4 separate regions of the Mus musculus genome follow, and all the other regions are linked to region 1. The links are chromatin loops, found by intact Hi-C in ENCODE. Cell type or tissue: gastrocnemius. All regions are shown on one strand.

Region 1 (5,000 bases):
AGCCTGGTCTACAGAGTGAGTTCCAGGACAGCCAAGACTACACAGAGAAACCCTGTCTCAAAAAACGAAAAACAAAACAAAACAAAAAAAAACAAAACAAAACAAAAAAATCTCTAAAAAGGCTGGGGTTGTAGCTGAGTATCTGCTTGTATATAACAGGCTTAGGCAGTGGCTCTCAATCTGGGGCTCATGACTCCTGGGGGGATACATATCAGATACTTACTGATGCTTCACAACAGTAGCAACATTACAGTTATGAAGTAGCAACACAATAATTTTATGGTTTGGGGTCACCATGTGAGGAACTGTATTAAAGGGTCTCAGCATTAGGAAGGTTGAGAATCGCTGCTCTAGGCTAAATCCTCAGTGCAATTAATAATTACTTAATTAAAATGAAAGTTTTTCAAGGGTTGGTATAAAGTCTTAAATCTTTAAATTTCCTCAGGCTACAGAAGAGGGCTCTGCCCAGCTCCCAAAGCAGTGGCCATCTGCTTAGAGCCTGCCTCTGGCCAGAAACTGCCGCTGCTCTGCTGGTTGCTAGAAAATTCCACCTAGGCAAGCTCTTCATGGTGCCGGCCTCATGTGTCTGGTCTATAGTTAGTGTGCCCATATTCTGCTCAGCTTGCGGTGAGCCCGCATACATCACCTCACTTGATTCTTCCTTGCAGTCAACCTTGTTCTCCCACAGATGAAACAACAGAGCCTGGACTCCAACCTGATTGATCTTCATAGACTTGGCTATCTGGCAATGTGAACTTTCCAATGGCTCTGGGAAAACCTGTCACACCCTGGGAATACCAGGAAAAGGACCTGCCCCAGGGTCCCCACCAGATGAACATGTTACCAGCGAGGAGCCTGAGCTCAGACCTTGATCCTCTCCAGACTCCTGGTTAGGAGAGTTGGTTCATATCCAGCTTCTTCCGTAACCTTTAAGCAGCCCTAAATGCTGGCTACTGACCGGCCTTCTGCCCCTAAATAGCCACCTTCTCCTTCTGACCTCCTTGATGCTGGCACTCATGTCCCTGGAATCGCAGGTAGGAGGGTCTCTTGCTGGCCCCCCATTGCCTGGAACTGGGCCATGAGCATTTAACAACCTGGAAGCCTGGTAGCCTGCTCTGCGGGTCCTGTGGTCCCACGAGGGAAGGTGGGATGGTAGACTGGAATGGAATAACGGCCAGGGATTCCCACTGGACTCCTCCAACTGTCTCAGAGGAGCCCATACTCCCCTTGCTTTGAGTGCCTAAGTCACTTCCAGACCAAAGTTCCCACGATGGCTTCCTCCCCTTTTCTACTGTAATTTAAACACTATTAACCCTAGGGGTGGAGGTTCACATCTTTGGTGGCAGCACCCAGGCGACTGAAGTAGCAAGATTGAGGCTAATTTGTGCTAATTCCCTCCTCTCCAGTTGTTTATTTGTCTGAATTACATTTACTTGGGGGGATGGAGAGAGCTTGTAGGAGTCCGTTCTCTCCCACCAAGTTACTCCTCTGGATTGAACTCAGGGGCTTGGATGTGGCAACAAAGGTCTTTCCCTGCTTAGCCCTCTCGTTTGCCTTTCCTACCCCTGATCCCTGGGAGAATAAGTTTATTAGAAGAGTTATTAATGCCATGCACATCGTCAGAGGCAGTGCCTTACTTTCTTTTCTATTTGCTGTTAGACTCCATGACCATTATCATGGTGGGGAGCGTGGCTGCAGGCAGACAGGCCGGGTGCAGGAGCAGCACCTGAGAACTTTACACTGGTCACTCACAGGCAGCAGGCAGAGAGCCACTGGGCTTGGCATGGGCTTTTGAAACCTCAAAGACTATGCCCAGTGACACACTTCTGCCAACAAGGCCATACCTTCTAACCCTTCTCTAAGGGTTCCACCAACTGGAGACCAAGTATTCAAGCCTAAGAGTCTGTGTGGGCAACGGCTCACTCAGAGATCAATCACCACAGCACACACACACACACACACACACACACACACACACACACCGCCCAGCATGGTGGGGGGCGGGGCTCCAAGGAGGGTTCAGGCTCTAGTACTGCAGGCAGATTTCATGGCAAGACTCAAGAGAACCAGGTTGGCCCCTCTCCCCGCCTCTCTTTCTATTTTTTAAGATTTATTTACGCATTTTATGTATATGAATGTTCCATCTATGTGCCAGAAGAGGGCATTAGATCCTAGTATAGATAGATGGTCTACCATGTGGTTGTTGGGAATTGAACTCAGCACCTCCCTCCCTCCCTCCCTTCCTTCCTTCTTTCCTTTCTCTTCCCTGTTTCTTTTGTGCTTGTTTGTTTTGAGACAGGGTCTCAAGTAGAACAGAGTAGAACGTACTGTAGGACATAAAGGACGCTCAGAGTGTTGAAGGGAATGGGGCACGATTAGTCCACTTATAAAAAAAATCCATCTAGGCAGAGAGATCTGTTACGCTGTAAAACCCTTCTTCCTTGCCACTATCTCAAGGGTCAGGATTTATTTTTCCCATTTTTGCTTCTTTTTAATTTTTTTTTAAAAAAATATATATTCTTTGGTGAGTCTTTCAGAGCATTCCGGAGCTGTCCCCTGAAGCCCATGATTTCTTGCCGGGGCCTGCTTATTTGTACGTAGGAGCCCCCTAGTGGCTGATTAAGGCATTACTGCTCTCACTAACACCAAAGGTGTCCTGCCTTCAGCTGTGTCCTCTCAAGCTCTGTCATGGTCCTCACTTTGGGAACAAAACTGTCCCACCTACCTTACCACCCTAGATGTTTCCCTCACTTACAGAGCTTTCATCCTGACCCTCAGGAGGCCCTCACTAATGCACACATATGTGTTAATGCAAGAACTCTTACAGGTTGATTAAGCCTTCTCTCTACCCAACCAAGAGCTCCTACTGCCTCTGGATCAAGCCTGAGCCCCATTCTGGGCCTTACCTTTTTTTTTTTTTTTTTTTTTTCTTCTTCATTTTTTAAAGCATCCATTCTGTTGCCTGATGCATCTGACCTCCACCTACCACTTTTTGACAGCTTGATCCAGCCTGTCCAGGCCCTGTCCATCCTTCGCCTAAGCCCAGGGCTGCTTCCCACTGCACTTCCAGCAGGTGCCGAGCTCTAGGAAGCCCCATGAAGAAGCAGGCTCACTCTGACCTGTGTAAAAAGTCAGGCCTATCATGGACAACCAGATAGACACATTTTCCCTGGTCCTTAATCAGGGGCAACTGGACACCTTGGCTGTGACAGGTACTGGCCACATTTTATGACCTACAGTGGTAGGTGACCACATCAGCCTGGCTCACACTGGTGATGTGGAGGATGCACATGACGCAGAGGGTGCAGAAGTCACGAATCCAGTTGGTACTCTGCTCCCACCTTCCCAAGCAGCACACTCCTGGCTACTGCTCAACCTTGGCCTTGATTTCCAGGACAACACAACAATATGCTGCAGAAAATGGATCATTTAGGCACCCAGTGAGGCAGGCATTGGAAGCAGCCTGCACCGCTCTGCTCCACCTTGGGCAACTCTGAACATTGGTGGAAGAGGGATAGACCTAGGCGTGAGGTGACTCGTGAGCACCTACACAGTAGCCCTGGGATCTGCCCACAGCTGCTACTTCCTGGTGATCTCATTACCCGATCATGTAGTCACATGTCTGTGACTTTAGTGAACTCTAAACACTGCTTTCCTTCATTAAAATTCCTTGATTTGTAGCCAAGACAACTGGACTTGAAGCCCTCCCTCAACCCTGCAATGCTGGAGTTATAGCCATACTTGATCCTTGATTTAAAAAAAAATTACAGCTGGGCAGTAGTGGTGTACACCTTTAATCCCAGTGCTTGGTAGGCAGAAGCAGGTGAATCTCTGAGTTCAAGGCCAGCCTGGTCTACAGAGTGAGTTCCAGGACAGCCAGGGCTACACAGGGAAACCCTGTCTCAAAAAAAAAATTACACATAATAGTGTCAGTATAAAGTCAAATATATTTTTTTCCAATTTTTGTTTAAATAAAAGTATGGAGGGCTGGAGAGATGGCTCAGCTGCTCTTCCAAAGGTTCTGAGTTCAAATCCCAGCAACCACATGGTGGTTCACAACCATCCTTAATGAGATCTGATGCTCTCTTTTGGTGTGTCTGAAGGCAGCTACAGTGTCCTTATGTATAATAATAAATAAAGCTTTAAAAACAAAAAAAGAAAGAGAGAGAGAGAGAGACAGAGAGAGAGAGAGAGGAAGGAAGGAAGGAAGGAAGGAAGGAAGGAAGGAAGGAAGGAAGGAAGGAAGGAAGGAAGAAGCCAGGCAGTGGTGCCATGCACCTCAGTCCCAGCACTGGGGAGGCAGAGGCAGGTGGATGTCTGCAAGTTCGAGGCCAGCCTGGTCTACAGAGTGAGTTCCAGGACAGCCAGGGCTACACATTGAAGATCATTCTCAGCCATACAGCGATTGTGAGGCCAGGGACTACGTGTGAGCTTCCAACTCTGGTTCTTGGTATGAACAGTAAATACTCTTTGTTTTTTAAAGTATTTATTTACTTATGTATATTTGTACTCTATTTGCTTGTATGCCTGCATGACTGAAGAGGGCATTGGATCCTACTGCAGATGGCTGTGAGCCACCATGTGGTTGCTGGGAATTGACCTTTGGAAGAGCAGCCAATGCTCTTAACTGATAAGCCATCTCTCCAGCCCCCAGCAATTACTCTTAACTGCTGAGCCATCTTTCTAGTGCCAAAAGAAAAAATTTATGGGCCCCTAAATGTACAGGCCCAAGGCACTGTGTATACAAATCTAGTGACTGAGATGTTCCTGTCCAGGTCTACTGTGGACACCTCTGTGCCCTGCAGGTGCCATCTTGGGCACTGTCATGTCTTCTAATCCTCTGTCATAACACTTTCAGGATGTACACAGCCCTGCTGGCTCAGCCACCAGGGGTGGTTCTGTGTTAATACAGTGGGTATTCATGGGAGAGCAAGGTATCCAGGCACAGGCAATCATATGACATCAGGTAGTACTGCTGCTGTTAGCCAAGGCCAGCCCCT
Region 2 (5,000 bases), 110 kb before region 1:
TAATTTCCACCAACCCCAGAGATGTGCGTGGAAGCCTAGGGTGGTGTTGGCTTGGGGGAGAGTGGGGAGACAAGCAGAGGCAGTGCTCTTGCCTCCAGAGTGCTGAGGTTACAGGGGCCGCACCAGTACACATGGCTTGGAGCATTGTTATGTTTGTATTGAGGACAGGTACAGCTTACAAGGTGGGGAACTCTTAAGAGTTCTTTTGGGGGATCACACTAAAGAATAAATTTTCTCCCTTTTCAGGGCGTTCCCTTGGATACCAGTAAATTGCCTACTGACCAGCGATTGCCCCCATACCCATATAGCCCCCCAAGTCTAGTTATACCCACCCATCCACCCACCCCAAAGTCTCTACAGCAGTTGCCCTCTCAGGCCTGCTTAGTGCAGCCCTCAGGTGGACAGCCTCCAGGCAGGCAGCCACATTATGGGGCACTGTACCCACCTGGGTCCAGTGGACATGGGCAACAGCCTTACCACCGCCCAATAAATGACTTCAGCTTGGGGAATGTGAGTATGCAAACTCATAGTTCTGAAATGGGGGATGGGGGTGGGCTGAGGGTGGGTCAGTTACTTGAGTGGTCACTGGTATGCTGAATTGGGAGATATGGGTGGACCTCTTTTTCCCCTAGGTAACATAGCAATGCCAGCTTGGGGCTCCTGTCTTCCTGTGTTTGACCCCTACTCCTGCCCCTCTGTTTCTGCTCAGCTTGCTCTTTGATGACTCCTGCCTTGACCCGTTCTCTTCCTGGCATGCACATGCTCTGGCCCAGCAGGTACGGTGCCCACACTTTCTTCGGGCCCCGTGCTCGCTTCTGTTGGCTCTGCTTGCTATCACCTCCTTCTGTCTTTGCCTCTCTTCCTGGGTGGATGGGGCTTGCTAGGCAAAGGGGACATATCAGCAGAGCTAGGCAGGACACCCTGTTCTGAAGCCCACTTCCTTAAGGTCTGTCTGTGTGTCCCTAGCTGGAGCAATTCAACATGGAGAGCCCATCAACCAGCCTGGTGCTGGATCCCCCTGCCTTTTCTGAAGGTCCTGGATTTTTAGGGAGTGAGGGATCAATGAGTGGCCCCCAGGACCCTCACGTCCTCAACCACCAGAACTTGACCCACTGTTCCCGCCATGGCTCAGGACCTAATATCATACTCACAGGTAAGGGAGTGTGGGTGCTGGTGGAGACTGGCAGGAAGAGTTGACAGCCTCACTGCTGTGATAGGAGCTTGAGGGGTCTGGAGGTGTGGCCTGAGATCCTTACCCACCTCTTGTACACACAGGAGACTCTTCCCCAGGTTTCTCTAAGGAGATTGCAGCAGCCCTGGCTGGAGTGCCTGGCTTTGAGGTGTCAGCATCTGGGTTGGAGCTGGGCCTGGGGCTAGAAGATGAGCTGCGCATGGAGCCACTGGGCCTGGAAGGACTAACTATGCTGAGTGACCCCTGTGCCCTGCTGCCTGACCCTGCTGTGGAGGACTCATTCCGTAGTGATCGGCTACAGTGAGGGGACCTCACTGCCATCCTTCTTCATGGCCCTGTCCCATCAGTCTTCATCCCTTCCCCCTGGCCAGTAGAGACTACTCTCTGCCCCCAGATCCTTTTTCTAATATGAATGAAGGATCCTAAAACTGAGGAAAGGGAAGGGGCTTGGCCAGGTGGCCCCTGAATGCTGTATGTCTGGTGGGCTTGGGGGAATTCAAGGGAGGGCCTAAAAGCACTTGTAACTTTGAAAACCGTCTGTCTGGAGGTCAGAGCCTGTTGGGAAGCAAGGTGTAGAGGGAAATCTTGGAGAGAGGGCTTGTCCAGAAGGGATGGGCACTACCAGCCCCTCCCTATTTCTCTTCCCCTTGCAATGGAAGAGAGAGCCAGAATGGATATTATTTTTTATTAAATATATTATATGTTAATAAAAAATCCTATTAAACCTTTTGTGTGCTTGGCTATTTGGTACATGGCTGGGGACCTAAGGAGGTTTGGTGCCATAGGTTCTTTTGTGTTGCATTTTTGTTTGTTTGTTTTTTGACAGGATTTCTCTTACATAGGGCAGACTACCTAGAAGTCACACGTGCCCGTTGGCACCTTGGCTTCCTTAGTGCTAGGGCTACGGGTGTGCGTTAATCCTCTCAGAACTTTTGTGCTTGTGCGGAAGCACCATTCTCAGATTTAGGTCCCAAACTGGATGTATCCTAAAGCCTATACAGACTTCACCGAGGCAGCAGGAAGTCACCTTATGTGCCCTTGTTTGTTTAAGGCCCTGCCTGCTGCAGCATCAGGGGATGGGGCACCGTGACTAGCCTGACAAGTTACTCTTCTGAAGCCCTGGGTAAGGAGAGGCTGTTGTCCCAAGTCACAGTTGTTTCTGTTAGAAAATCCTCCCCTCTCCTGGAGGAGGCTATTGCCAGTGTTGATGCTTCTAGAGAGAAGTAAGCAGGCCTAGCTGGCTTACTTGGTTTATGTTTGGGGGACCTAAGCAATCTCATGTTCTGAGGACTGTATGTCGATTCATCCATTTCACTGCTCCATTTGGGTTTAACGCAATAGATCCTTGGGAGACAACCATGTTCCACGAAGGCTTTGTTAGACTTCACCCAGCATAGTGAAAGGAGTGCTACACCTCCACTATTCGGCTTCATGCCTTTCTTCCTCTTTTTCAATGTTCTTGTCATTTCTCGAAAGAAGAACTGAGAGTTTCTGGCTCTGGCCAGTGGGTTCTAAACGTGGAAGTGGGGAGTCACCTGGGTTTCCCAGGTCTAGGTCTTCAGGGCCTTCGCTGTGGCACAGTGGCCACATCTGACGGTAGGGCAGGACAGGAGCACCGACTCTGACTTCGGGGCCATCTGGGGTCAGTGTCTTGCTTTTTCCTCCGGGTGGTGGGAATCCGCTTGGTTGCAGGGGGCCCTCCCAGCCACCAGGGGTCGCACTGCAGGCGGCAGGGTGTTGGGCCGGCGCTAGCCAGGGTCACGGCCGCAGGCCCGGGTGTGTGGGGGGGGGCAGAATAGCGGAGGCGCCCGCGGCTCCTGGGGGGGTGGGGGGCGGGTATGAGTGGAGAAAGCAGGGCGCGTTGAAGAGCTTGGGGTCCCCAGCAACGTGGGAGCCGGGAGGACCGCGCGGCTGGAACTAGCGGTGTGGTGTGGCAGCAGTCCCCGCGTGGCGCAGCGCGCGGGGACGCTGGGACCGCCCAGATCTTCTTCCACCGTGCCCGGCGCCCTCGGCTGCTGCTTCTTCCTTCAGCCCGGGCGCGAGCGGCTCCTAAGTCGAGTGCGCCATGTCCGGGGCTGGATAGCAGCCCAGCCGCCCGCCGGCCCGCCAGCCCGCCCTCAGAGCCACCCGCCAGCGGGCCGGCTGGGGAGTCCCAGGGCAGGCAGGTAGGGGCCGGACCGGGCGGGGCGGCGGGCGGGTTAGGGCGGGCGGAGGGCGGGCGGCTCCAGGGACTGTCCCCAGCTGTTCTACGCTGCGCATCTGGTTCCGCTTCCTCCCTCCCAGAGAAGTGAAAGTGGAGGGGAGGGCGCAACCCAGAGCTAGCTAGCTGTGCTCGACATCCTACAACCTGGAGCTCCCGCGGGCGCTCAAGCCAGAGCACCCCTCCTTCCCGCCTGGGTCACGCGGCTGCTGGCGCTGCTGCCGTCACGTCCTCGGCAGTCCCCGCGCGCGCTTCTCTCGGCCCTCCGGCCTCTTGCTCAGCCACCTCCCCCGCGCCGCGCCCTCTGCCCTAGCCCCGACTTCCCGTCATTCGGCATGTGGGCGTTGGGACCCAAAGTGGCTCCAGTGCCGTTGTTTTCCCCCAAGGGAGAAGGGGCTGCATTCTATAGGACTCTTCCCTGGCTGGATAAGGGAAGGCCTGGACACACAAGTCCTGTTGATCCGGGACCACCCACTTGCCTATAGAGGGTCTCATCTAACGGCTTTTGCCTACTGTCTGGAGCACAGAACTACTATTGGCCTGCAGTGGATGAGAGAGTGAGCTGTGTCCTGGAGTTAAATCAGGAGGCTGACGCTGACTCCTGGCTTCACCTCTCAGATGTAGAGAAGCTCAAGCTAAATTTAGCTTGAGTTGGGGCATGTGTGTCCAGAGGCCAGGTTGAGAAGACAGTCGGTTTGGCTCTAGTTCTCTGAGGAAGAGCGGGAGGTTAAATAGACTGTGCATCCTGGAGACACTAAAAGCTTCCCTGCCTTGCACAGGACCCTTAGTGGGAGGTCTGCGTTGGTCTGATGCTGTGCTGGCACCTTAAACAGTACTATCCCCCCCGCCCCCCCAGCGATACCACACACCCATAGGCTGACTTATGCTGAGCTAGCGACAGCTTCCCCTTCGCAGCCATTTCAGGAAGTAGCCTCCCTTCCCCTCTGAAGCACTCTCTCAGCCTCTAGCCCCTTGCAAGCTACCCGCCAGGCTTCTTCCCACCTTCAGCACCCTGGGGCACCTCAGGACTCTTGGGGCTTCCACTCCCCAGGGTCAGGCCATGGAGGCAGGTGAGATAAGTTACCAATAGGCTGTTGTGGCCCCGATTCTGTCTTGGGCTGGGTGGCGCGGGCATGGCATGACTGGAGCTGACTCCTACAGTCCCTTTGTGCCTAACTACAGACACCTAAGGATCCTGGAGATGGGAAAGTCCTGGTTGCTTGGCCAACTAGGTAAAGTTAAGCTAGGGAAAAAAAAGGATACTTGAAATCTGATGAGCAGAAGCTAAATCTTGGGTTTTGTAAGCCTTCCTAGGCATCTGTAAAGTCTTCTAGAAATGAAAGGATGGGTGCTTTAAGAACATTAGCTGCATCGGAAGGTTCTTGTGGTGTTGCTACAAGAGCAGAGACCTTTGACAAAGCAAAAGTTGGTGTAATGTGGTAGCCAGAGTGAATGATGTCATTGCAGGCCATTACAGAAAATACTGTGTTCTCTGAGACGTAATTGTAGCGGGCAAGGAGAGGCAGGCCTTTAAAGGAATAGGTGAGGAATATGTCAGTTGTGTGTTGTAGAGTGGAGTTTGGGTTCTTTGGGAAAAAAGGGCTGATG
Region 3 (5,000 bases), 150 kb before region 1:
CACACACATACACACACACACACACACACACACACAGAGAGAGAGAGAGAGAGAGAGAGAGAGAGAGAGAGATCCTGTCTAAATGTTTTAAAAATAATAATAAAGAAAATTCCCCCATAGATAAGTCTACAGGCCAATCCAATGGTGATAATTCCTCAAGTTTCCTCCTCCCAGGTATGTCAAGTTGGCAACCAAGATTAGCAATCACAAGGTCTCCTGGTTGGCTTGCAACTCCCAACCAAGAGTAGGCTGACCTTAGTCATGCTTCTGTCTGACTTTCATTTTGCTTCTGTCTCCCGTGTGCTGGGACTGCAAATCCACCCTACCTGGACATCAGTGTGAGTTAGAGGTCAGGATTAGTCACTGAGGAAAACCAGAAAAGATTCAAGTCTGTGCTATAGCTTGAAATGCAATGAGCCCTGAGGGAATAAATAGAAGGGAATTGAAGCTCAATAGAATAGTACTTTGCCTAGTGTGCACAAAGCTCTGGGTTTGACCAATTCCCAACACCATTGAAAAAATAGAATAGTCAGATTGGTGTATTGAAGCAGGCACAGTGGTACCCGTGGATGCTGGTAGTTCTAGCTACTGAAGGGCTGAGTCCACATGATTACATGAGCCTCAAATTTGAGACTGATCTGGGCAATACAGACAGACCTTGCCTCAAATTAATGGTGAGATGGCTCTGGAGAAGTTTAGTTAAGCATCCTTCAGCATGTCCTCTGACTGCCACACTTTCACCATGGCATGGGTTGTTGGCAGTTCCTCTACGCTCCACCCCACAGTTACCTGGCAATAGCCAGGTGTGCCTGACTCAATATAAAAGGGGCTGCTTGCCCCCTCCTCACTCTCTTGCTCTCTCTTCTTGCTCTTGTTCCCTTACCCTCTTCTTCCTCTCTCCCCATTCCACTCCCCCCTCTCCATGTGCTCATGGCTTGCCTCTACTCTTCTACTTTCTCTCTCTCTCTCTCTCTCTCTCTCTCTCTCTCTCTCTCTCTCTCTCTCTCTCTCTCTCTCTCCCCTTAAGCTCCCTCCCAATACCCTGAATAAACTCTGTTCTATACTATACCATCGCATGGTGTGGCTGGTACCTCAGGGGGAAGGGATGCCTCAGCATGGGCTGGCAGAGGTACTCCCCTCCACCCACACCTTACTGCGTCTCCACAAAACATATCTCTGGTCTCTTTCTTTTTATAAAACACAACATTATGTGTGTGTACACATACAAATAAATGTAATGAATTAATTAATTAATAAAATAAACTGAATAGTTATTTGTGTGTGGTAGTTAATATGGATTGTCAACTTGACAGGATCTAGCATCACCTAGGTATCCAATGGCTGGCCATGTCTGGAGGAAAGTTCTAGATTGGATTATTTGAGGTGGGAAAAGCCTACCTGACAATGAGGACCACCATTCACTCTCCCGAATAAAAAAGGAGAGTGAGGTGAGCACCAGCATTCGTCTCTCTCCTTGAGTTTGGATGGAAAGCGACCAGATGCCCCATGCTCCTCCTGTCATGACAGAACTGCCTTCTGTAAGCCTCTCTCATAAGTTGTTTTGTCAAGTATTTTGTGTGTGTGTGTTGGGGGGGGGGGGAGTAACTGATACATTGTATTTGTGAGAGGACAAATGGAAACATAGATTATGGCAAACATAATGTAACAAATAAAGGGCTGGTGAGATGCCTCAGCGGGTAAGAGCACCCAACTGTTCTTCCAAAGGTCCTGAGTTCAAATCCCAGCAACCACATGGTGGTTCACAACCATCCATAAGGAGATCTGACTCCCTCTTCTGGAGTGTCTGAAGACAGCTACAGTGTACTTACATATAATAAATAAATAAATCTTTAAAAACAAACAAACAAACAAATAAAGACACTTTCCCACAGCCAGGACTCATCTGTTAGAAAAGCCTTTTCCTTTTTCCTTTTTTTTTTTTTTTTTTTTTTTTTTTGTTTTTTTCGAGACAGGGTTTCTCTGTATAGCCCTGGCTGTCCTGGAACTCACTTTGTAAACCAGGCTGGCCTCAAACTCAGAAATCGGCCTGCCTCTGCCTCTGCCTCCCAAGTGCTGGGATTAAAGGCATGCGCCACCACGCCCGGCTCTTTCTTTTTCTAACGGGACTGGAAAGATGATAAGAGCTGGCTGCTCTTGTAGTGGATCTGGGTTCAGTTCCCAGCAGGCACATGACAGCACCTCTAGACACTCCAGTTTCAGGGGATCGTTGCTGTCTTGTAGCCTCTGCAGGCATGCTAGTCATATAGTGAATAAACACATGTAGGCAAAACACTCGCTATAAAGAAAGTAAGTAAATAAAGATGAAAAGCTGGGCATGGTGGCTCCACAGTACTAATCTTCATACTTGAGGGGTAGAGGCAATAGGATTACCAGGCCTTGGGGTGCAGGTTGTGCTACTGAATTCAAGGCTCGCTCCAGATTGTGACTCGGCTCTGTGTGTTTTGAGTGTAATTGATGAGGCTGATTTTTATCGTTTTAGTTCTTCACTGTGCTCCACCAGGGGGCAGATTGATCCACCATACTAACCTCCTAACCCGCTTCTTTTCAAAGGGAATTGGGATTCGTAGTCTTAAGTAATGCATTGTTGACAGAAAATCCTAGGACATTTATCATAAACTCAAAAGCCTTTGAATAGCGCCTCAGCTTTTTACCAATTTCCAGTTACCACCCCTATCTTCACCATTGGTAAAATTCTTTCCCTCTTCCCCTAATCTCTTTGAAATTCTTTCCAATTCGGTCAAAAGAGAGGAAAGACAGCTAGCCAAAGGCAATGGGAAGGGCTAGGGAAACTGGCCCTCCGAGGCTGGGGAGGCAGCGCCCGGACTGCTGGAGCTGGACAGGCCTCTCCACTGGCGAAGAGGGGTGGAGCCGAGAGCAGGGCCGCCTCTCTTCTTTTCCCGGGGCCTGGGCGGAGAGGGAGGAAAACTTCCTGGCTGGGACTCCGGCGGTTTCTGCCTGCCAACCCTCGGATCCCGCCTACCAGTGTTGGCTCTTCCCGACCCCTCCCCCGGCGCCCCCAGTGTCCGCCATGGCCAAAGCCTACGACCACCTCTTCAAGTTGCTGCTCATCGGGGACTCGGGGGTGGGCAAGACTTGTCTGATCATTCGCTTTGCAGAGGACAACTTCAACAGCACTTACATCTCTACCATCGGTGAGCCCACAGGCTGTATCCCAGACCCCAGACCCACCCCACCCCCGCCCACCCTCATACACCGGCTCCTGAAAGACTAAGGAACCTACTTTTTTGATCCCCTTAGAGAAAAACACTAATTTCCAGTCTGTCGACCCCTGCCCCAGACCCATCCTCCATAATGTCCCTGAATAACACTCAAAACCTCAAACCTTTTTGAGGTTTCCAGATAGTCCCAGTTGCTGCCACCCACTCCGTCTCTTGGTACTGTCTCCCTAGTCTCTCCAAATCCACACAGGTTATCGTCATTTCCATCTGCTTCCTTCTTTACCCCATCACTGCACCTAGACGCTCTAGATCCACTCTTCACAATTTCTCTTTTCCCTGCTTCCCAATTGTGTTGGCCTCTTACTGACCTACTGGCTTCAAACTTCCCGCAGGATCTGCCCCACCTTCAAATCATCTTTTTAGCCTCCCTACCCTCAGCAAGGTACTGCAGAGTGTGGCTGGGTGTGCTGTGGGAGTGAGGATGGTGGATGCCAGGGGACTTTGGGGTCTCTGAGTAAGCTTCTGCACCATCCTTCTCTCTGGAGCCTCCTAAGTGGCTGGGAGACTTCCAGTAAGAAGAATCTCCTTTCCCCCTCCCCTCCCCTCTTTATCTTTCTTCATCTCTTGACTGAGAATCTTATCTCCTCTAGTGACAAAAAGGAAACTTTCTCTCTCTCTCCCTCCCTCCCTCTCTTCCTCCCTCCCTCTCTTCCTCCCTCCCTCTCCTAATTCTCCAGAGGATTCTTAGAGAGCTTCTTCCCCCCCCCCCCCCCCCACTTCCAAGCTTAGCTCACTAGTTAATTCACATAGGCTCAATCAGCTGCCCTCTCATTCCTCTCTACCCTTAAGGGCTAGCAGGGCGGTGGAGGACCAGTAGTGTATTTTGGGGGAGGAGGGGGAAGAGGGATGGGAAGGTGAGGTAGAGATGGAAGGGAAAGTTGTCAGATGGCATGCTTTTAACCCAGCTGAAGAGTTTCATAGCTTTTCTCCAAAACGTCATGAAATCTGAGGAGACACAGTATGCTTACCATAGGAATAAAGCTGTGGAAAAGCTCTCCCTCCTGGCTACACATCCAGCAAGGTCACTACCTCGAGTACCTGAGTACCAGCAGTTACTGGTGCAGCCCCCACTCTCCCCCACCATACTTTCCACACATGCTTACCTGTCTTCACACCCTTCACCCCAGGAATTGATTTCAAGATCCGAACCGTGGACATAGAGGGGAAGAGGATCAAACTGCAAGTGTGGTGAGTGAGCTGCCCAGTCCCCAGCCAGATTGCCCTTTGACCCCAACCCTCCCCCACACACCCCTCCCCCTTCATTTCTTCTTCCTTACCTTTTCTCTCTTCAGTTTAGTTTGTGGTTTGGGGGTGTTTTGTTTTGTTTTGTTTTTTAGACAAAGTCTCATGCAGCCCAGGAGGGCCTGGAACTCAGCTGAGAAAGAAAGCCCTTTCTTTCGGTGTCCTGTGTCCTGGTGTTACAGGCATGTGGCACCATGTTAGTCTTTCTGTTTTGCTTTCTTTCCTTTACACCCCCCCCCCCCCAGTCCAGTACATCTCCTAATTTATCCATTTTGCTTAGTCAGCTATCAGCTGGCCTTGCATCTCTCTTCCTGGTGGCCCACTTTCAGTTTGTTTGTGTCTTTTCCTCACCCAGAGCATTCTCTGGACTTGAAAACAAATGTCTTTCGAGCTACGATGTAGAAACAGGTTCTAAGTGATTAAAAGACAAGTTGCAGAATTACAAATTTGACTTCCAGTCTATTGCTCTCAATAAATTTTAGAGAGCAACCTGGGTGT
Region 4 (5,000 bases), 83 kb before region 1:
CTAATCTTTGTTAAAAACAAAACCAAAACAAAACCAAAACAGCCACAGCTTCTCCAGAGCCTTATATAATCTTTGTAAAAAGGCCATGGTTTCATATAGAATGCACTTGCTTTATATGACAAATTCTAAATAACTGGGCTACTCATCGTAGAATTACTCCCCAAGACTGGAAGGGATCGGTGACAGCTGTAGTAGAGGCTGGTCTGCAGTTGCAGTGGTTGACATGGTGGAGGGAAGAAGCTGCGAATACTGAACAGCAAAATGGATGGAGGAGAATGACTAGTCAAGGAGCAGTCGCTGGGTGACGGGGTACTCTAATGGACAGGAACAGATGCAATTTTCTGTTGAGATTATACCTTTCGCTTGAAATGGCCTCTTTCGTCAGCTTGTCCTCCCACTTTCTCAGCTTTTCTCTGACCCTACCGCCCTCCGGTGAAGTTTCTTTTCCTCTTCCTGCAGGAAACTCCTGCTCTTGGGATTGAGCCTTTGTTCTTTTGGGGTGCTTCTTCCCAAGTGTTTCCACCTCCACCCACAACCTCTCAGAGTTGCACCTCCAACTCTGCAACCCTTCAGAAAAGTTCTTTTTGTATATGAGTACACTGTAGCTGTTTTCAGACACACCAGAAGAGGGCATCAGATCCCATTACTGATGGTCATGAGCCACCATGTAGTCGGTGGGAATTGAACTTAGGACCTTTGGAAGAGTAGTCAGTGCTCTTAATCACTGAGCCATCTCGATGGCCTAGTCAGCCATCATGGGGAAGAGAGGCCCCTTGGTCATGCAAACTTTATTTTTTTTTATTTTTATTTTATTTTTTGGTTTTTCGAGACAGGGTTTCTCTGTATAGCCCTGGCTGTCCTGGAACTCACTTTGTAGGCCAGGCTGGCCTTGAACTCAGAAATCTGCCTGCCTCTGTCTCCCAAATGCTGGAATTAAAGGTGTGCACCACCATGCCAGGCCTCATGCAAACTTATATGCCCCAGTACAGGGGAACGCAAGGGCCAAAAGTAGGAGTGTGTGTGTAGGGGAGCAGTGCGGGGGGGGGGGGGGGGGAGGGTATAGGGGACTTTTGGGATAGCATTTGAAATGTAAATGAAGAAAATATTTAATAAAAAATTAAAAAAAAAATCTTGGGCTGGAGAGATGGCTCGGTGGTTCAGAGCACAGACTGCTCTTCCAAAAATCTTGAGTTCAAATCCCAGCAACCACATGGTGGCTCACAACCATCCTTAATGAGATCCGATGCCCTCTTCTGATGTGTCTGAAGACAGCTACAGTGTACTTACATATAATAAACAGATAAATCTTTAAAAAAAAGAAAAGTTGCTGGTGAGATGGCTCAGGGGGTAAGAGCACCCGACTGCTCTTCCAAAGGTACCAAGTTCAAATCCCAGCAACCACATGGTAGCTTACAACCACCCGTAACAGAGATCTGATGCCCTCTTCTGGTGTGTCTGAAGACAGCTACAGTGTACTTAAATATAATGAATAAATAATTAAATAAATTAAAAAAAAAAGTTAGCTGGGCGTGGTGGTGCACACCTTTAAACCCAGCACTTGGAGGCAGAGGCAGGCAGATTTCTGAGTTTGAGGCCAGCCTGGTCTACAGAGTGAGTTCCAGGACAGCCAGGGCTACACAGAGAAACCCTGCCTCGAAAAACCAAAAAAAAAAAAAAAAAAAAAAAAAAAAAAAAAAAAAGTTCTTTTATTTATTTATTTTCCCAGTTCAGCCTTTTGTTTGTTTCTCAGGCCCCTCCATTTCCACCTGCACTCTTTTTCAACTGCTCAGCCAGTCTTTCAACCTTTTTGAAATAAAATATAGGAAGAAAAAAGCAGAAAATTCCACCTGGAAGCAAAGCAGGAGATAGCCCAGTGGCAGCAACTGCAATAAACTACTTGCTCGCCTTTTGTTGTTGTTGTTGTTTTGTTTTGTTTTTTTCGAGACAGGGTTTCTTTGTATAGCCCTGGCTGTCCTGGAAATCACTCTGTAGACCAGGCTGGCCTCAAACTCAGAAATCTGCCTGTCTCTGCCTCCTGAGTGCTGGGATTAAAGGCGTGGGCCACCACTGCCCAGCGAAATTTGATTTCAAATGTAGGAAAGAGCAGAGGATTATTTTTCTTTTTAAGAGGCGAGCACTGGGCAGTGGTGGCGCAAGCCTTTAATCCCAGTTTTGTCTTTGAGCATAACCATTAAAAAATTGCAACTAAACTCTTCCCCCACCCTCCGAATCACTAATAACCACCAACCTTGACTCTCAGGGCCCTTGAATTTATATATCCTTTGAAAAGTTCCCAGAATTCCAAATGTCACACAATCACAGGAATTATCTGCAGCTGGCAAAACCACAACTCTGCTAGAGCAGGAGGCAAATCATAGTCAGCTGCTGTGGGTAGTCTGCAGCAGCCCCACATCCCTACACCTGGGATTAAAACAAGGGCACATTCCTTTAATATTTGTGTTTTTTTTTTCTCCCCAAAGAAACCCAAATTCCAGAATTCTTACTACAGATGGCTCTTTAGACAGCAGAGGAACTTTGCATTGATGATGGACAAAGCTTTAGTCAAGAAGAATTTCTGGCCGGGCGGTGGTGGCGCACGTCTTTAATCCCAGCACTCACATCACAGAGTACGTGCCTGGTTGAGTGTACTGTAGGACTTCTGTAACAGTAAACCTTAGATCTACACTAGGTGCTTTATCCTTTGTTCAGTGACTCAAGAGAGTCAGCAAAAGCTGAAGATGATGGAGTTAAAATATAAACAAGCTGAATTTGGAGCTAAAATCGTGAAATCATTGGAACATTAGGAAAATTCTTATAGTTCTTGAGTGTATATATCAAATGCTATATTTTTATAAAAGTGTATTTTGTGTGTATAGATGTTTTGCCTGCATGTGTGTCTGTTTACCACTTGTGTGCCTGGTGCCTGTGGAGGAGGCCAGAAGAGGGCATCAAATCCCTGGATTACAGAAGCCACCCCATGGGTGCTACTTGGTCTTCTAGAAGGACAAGCAATGTTTTTTTTTGTTTTTTGTTTTTAACTGCTGAGCCATTGTTTCTCCAATCCTGAATACTATATTCTTGTTCTTGGCATGGCCCAGAATATTAAAGGTATGTTATTTTATAATCCAAACAATAAGCCTATGAGTTATATTCAGCACTCTCCTTGTACAGTTGGGTGAACAAGAGAATAGATTAAAAAAAAAAAAGGAATCTGTACTTGTACAACAATCATAGAACTGGTTAGGTTCAGAGCCAAGATCTAAACCTAAATACTTTAACTCAAGGTTATGTTATTTATTTATCTGGACACAATACTTGAATACAAATAGGTTTTTTGTTTGTTTAACCTTATAATACAAACTAATTGTATGGTCCAGGTCTGGTGACTCAGTATTGTAATCTCAACACTTGTGAGACTGAGGCAGGAGGATTGCCACAAGTTCAAGACGGTTTTTTTTTTTTTTCAAGACGGTTTCTCTGTGTAGCCCTGGCTGACTTGGAACTCACTCTGTAGATCAGGCTGGCCTCGAACTCAGAGATTCACCTTCCTCTGCCTCCCAAGTGTTGGGATTAAAGGCATGCACTGTCATGTCCAGCTCTCCATCATAATTAACTTTATTTATATAATTTGCAGTATTGGGTTTTGAACATGCTAACTAGTATTCTAGGACAACTCTTGTTTTTTGTTTTTTTGTTTGTGTGTTTTTTGAGACAGGGTTTCTCTGTATAGTCCTGGCTGTCCTGAACTCACTTTGTAGACCAGGCTTGCCTCAAACTCAGAAATCTGCCTGCCTCTGCCTCCCGAGTGCTGGGATTAAAGGCGTGTGCCATCTCTAGGTCAACTCTTAACAAATTAATTTTTAGGTATTTACAAACTGTGTTTTCCTTGCATGAATGTGTATGCACTGTAGGAGCCCCTGGTGCTCAGGGAAGTCAGAGGGGTGCTATGGAGCCCTTGAACTGGAATTACAGATAGGTACCTGGGTCCTCTGAGGAGCAACAAGTGCTTAACTATTGAACCATCTCTTCAGCCCCCCTTTAAAGGAATCTGAAACATCTTCATATCTAGCCTTGGCTAACCTGTGACCTCAGCATCCCAGTGGTGAAGTTACATTTGTGCACCATCATGTCAGGCTTACAATTTTATTTCCATAGTGATTTGAAAAAATGTCTTCTCTACTGTCTCTGGCACTAGTTAGATCTGACTTTTAATCATTGCTCAGTTGCTGTCTACCTTTGGCAAGTTGCTTAATCTGACCCTGTTCCTTAGTACACATGGGTTAAAATCTCAAGTCTGTCACATGTGTAACTTTGTCTTTTAATCGATACCTTATTGTCCTCATCTGTAAGATAGGATGGCCAGTACTTGCCTCACAGAGAGTAAGAATTCATTGTTCTTGTTCCCCCAAAAAGTTATTATTCTTTCAATGTGTTTATTTTTGTGATAATTAGTTCTCATTTCTAGGGCGCTCAGAAAGAATATTCATGGTGTTCTAGAAACGTAGAATGTAGGCGGGTCTAACCTCTTGGAGGAAGTAGGAGATAGCCAGGCTAGCAAAAGAACCCGGGCCTTGACTTAGCTAGTGCAATAGGGTGGGGTGGGAAGCTGTATCCTCACTGTGAACAGAAAAAGACCAGATCCCAGAGTATACACCATAAATTCAGTACATTTAGCTAATTGTTTGTTTTTTCTTTGTGCTGTTACGGTACAACCAGGAAAGGACCGGTCAGAAGTAAATTAACACACGAGTCCCAAGGCCTTGGGCAGAACGGGGCAGGCCACACCCCAGAAAGACAAGGCCAGAGCTCCTAAAGCTAGTCCTGTCCTTAAATTCATGGATTCTGTCGCGATGAAACACCACCCACCCAAACACAGAGCCCAGCGCCGTTCCCGGTCTCCATCTTTAGACGAGAAAGAATGAGAGCCTGTCAAAGGAGAATCCCGGTTTTAAGAGACTAGGTGGTACGGCGGCTGCCAGGGGACCAAAACGTCTACAAGG

Evidence for each region. A loop is a pair of places that touch in the nucleus more often than their neighbours do. Peaks named below come from ENCODE experiments on the same cell type or tissue, not always from the same donor. Only the 100,000 strongest peaks of a DNase experiment are listed, where the experiment ranks them.
Region 2: a loop joins it to region 1, with 2.5 times the contacts of the local background. A loop is called at or near these places in 15 of 42 quality-filtered maps.
Region 3: a loop joins it to region 1, with 6 times the contacts of the local background. A loop is called at or near these places in 30 of 42 quality-filtered maps.
Region 4: it touches region 1 in a loop (4-fold over the local background); 18 of 42 quality-filtered maps call a loop at or near these places.

What each region holds. Positions count from the first base shown.
Region 1 is chr3:90,370,985-90,375,984 of GRCm38, forward strand. No RefSeq gene overlaps it. Among named protein-coding and RNA genes, the nearest start is that of Slc27a3, 16 kb to the right of the region's middle. In gastrocnemius, a CTCF peak has its summit at 2,616 (motif pointing left); DNase peaks (open chromatin) are centred at 1,002 and 2,614.
Region 2 is chr3:90,262,205-90,267,204 of GRCm38, forward strand. Crtc2 (CREB regulated transcription coactivator 2) reads left to right here. Exons shown (of 14, transcript NM_028881.3): 12 at 247-510; 13 at 967-1,153; 14 at 1,276-1,921. The coding sequence ends at 1,496. It overlaps Dennd4b (DENN/MADD domain containing 4B), which reads left to right and starts at 3,031. Exons shown (of 28, transcript NM_001356483.1): 1 at 3,031-3,357. In gastrocnemius, a CTCF peak has its summit at 2,900 (motif pointing right); DNase peaks (open chromatin) are centred at 2,913, 3,612 and 4,376; H3K4me3 peaks cover 2,623 bases; H3K27ac peaks cover 3,340 bases.
Region 3 is chr3:90,217,850-90,222,849 of GRCm38, forward strand. Rab13 (RAB13, member RAS oncogene family) reads left to right here and starts at 2,935. Exons shown (of 8, transcript NM_026677.4): 1 at 2,935-3,173; 2 at 4,388-4,448. The coding sequence starts at 3,050. In gastrocnemius, a CTCF peak has its summit at 2,522 (motif pointing right); DNase peaks (open chromatin) are centred at 2,516 and 2,956; H3K4me3 peaks cover 1,749 bases; H3K27ac peaks cover 2,061 bases.
Region 4 is chr3:90,287,858-90,292,857 of GRCm38, forward strand. No RefSeq gene overlaps it. Among named protein-coding and RNA genes, the nearest start is that of Gatad2b, 2.8 kb to the right of the region's middle. In gastrocnemius, a CTCF peak has its summit at 2,945 (motif pointing right); a DNase peak (open chromatin) is centred at 4,603; H3K4me3 peaks cover 905 bases; H3K27ac peaks cover 1,209 bases.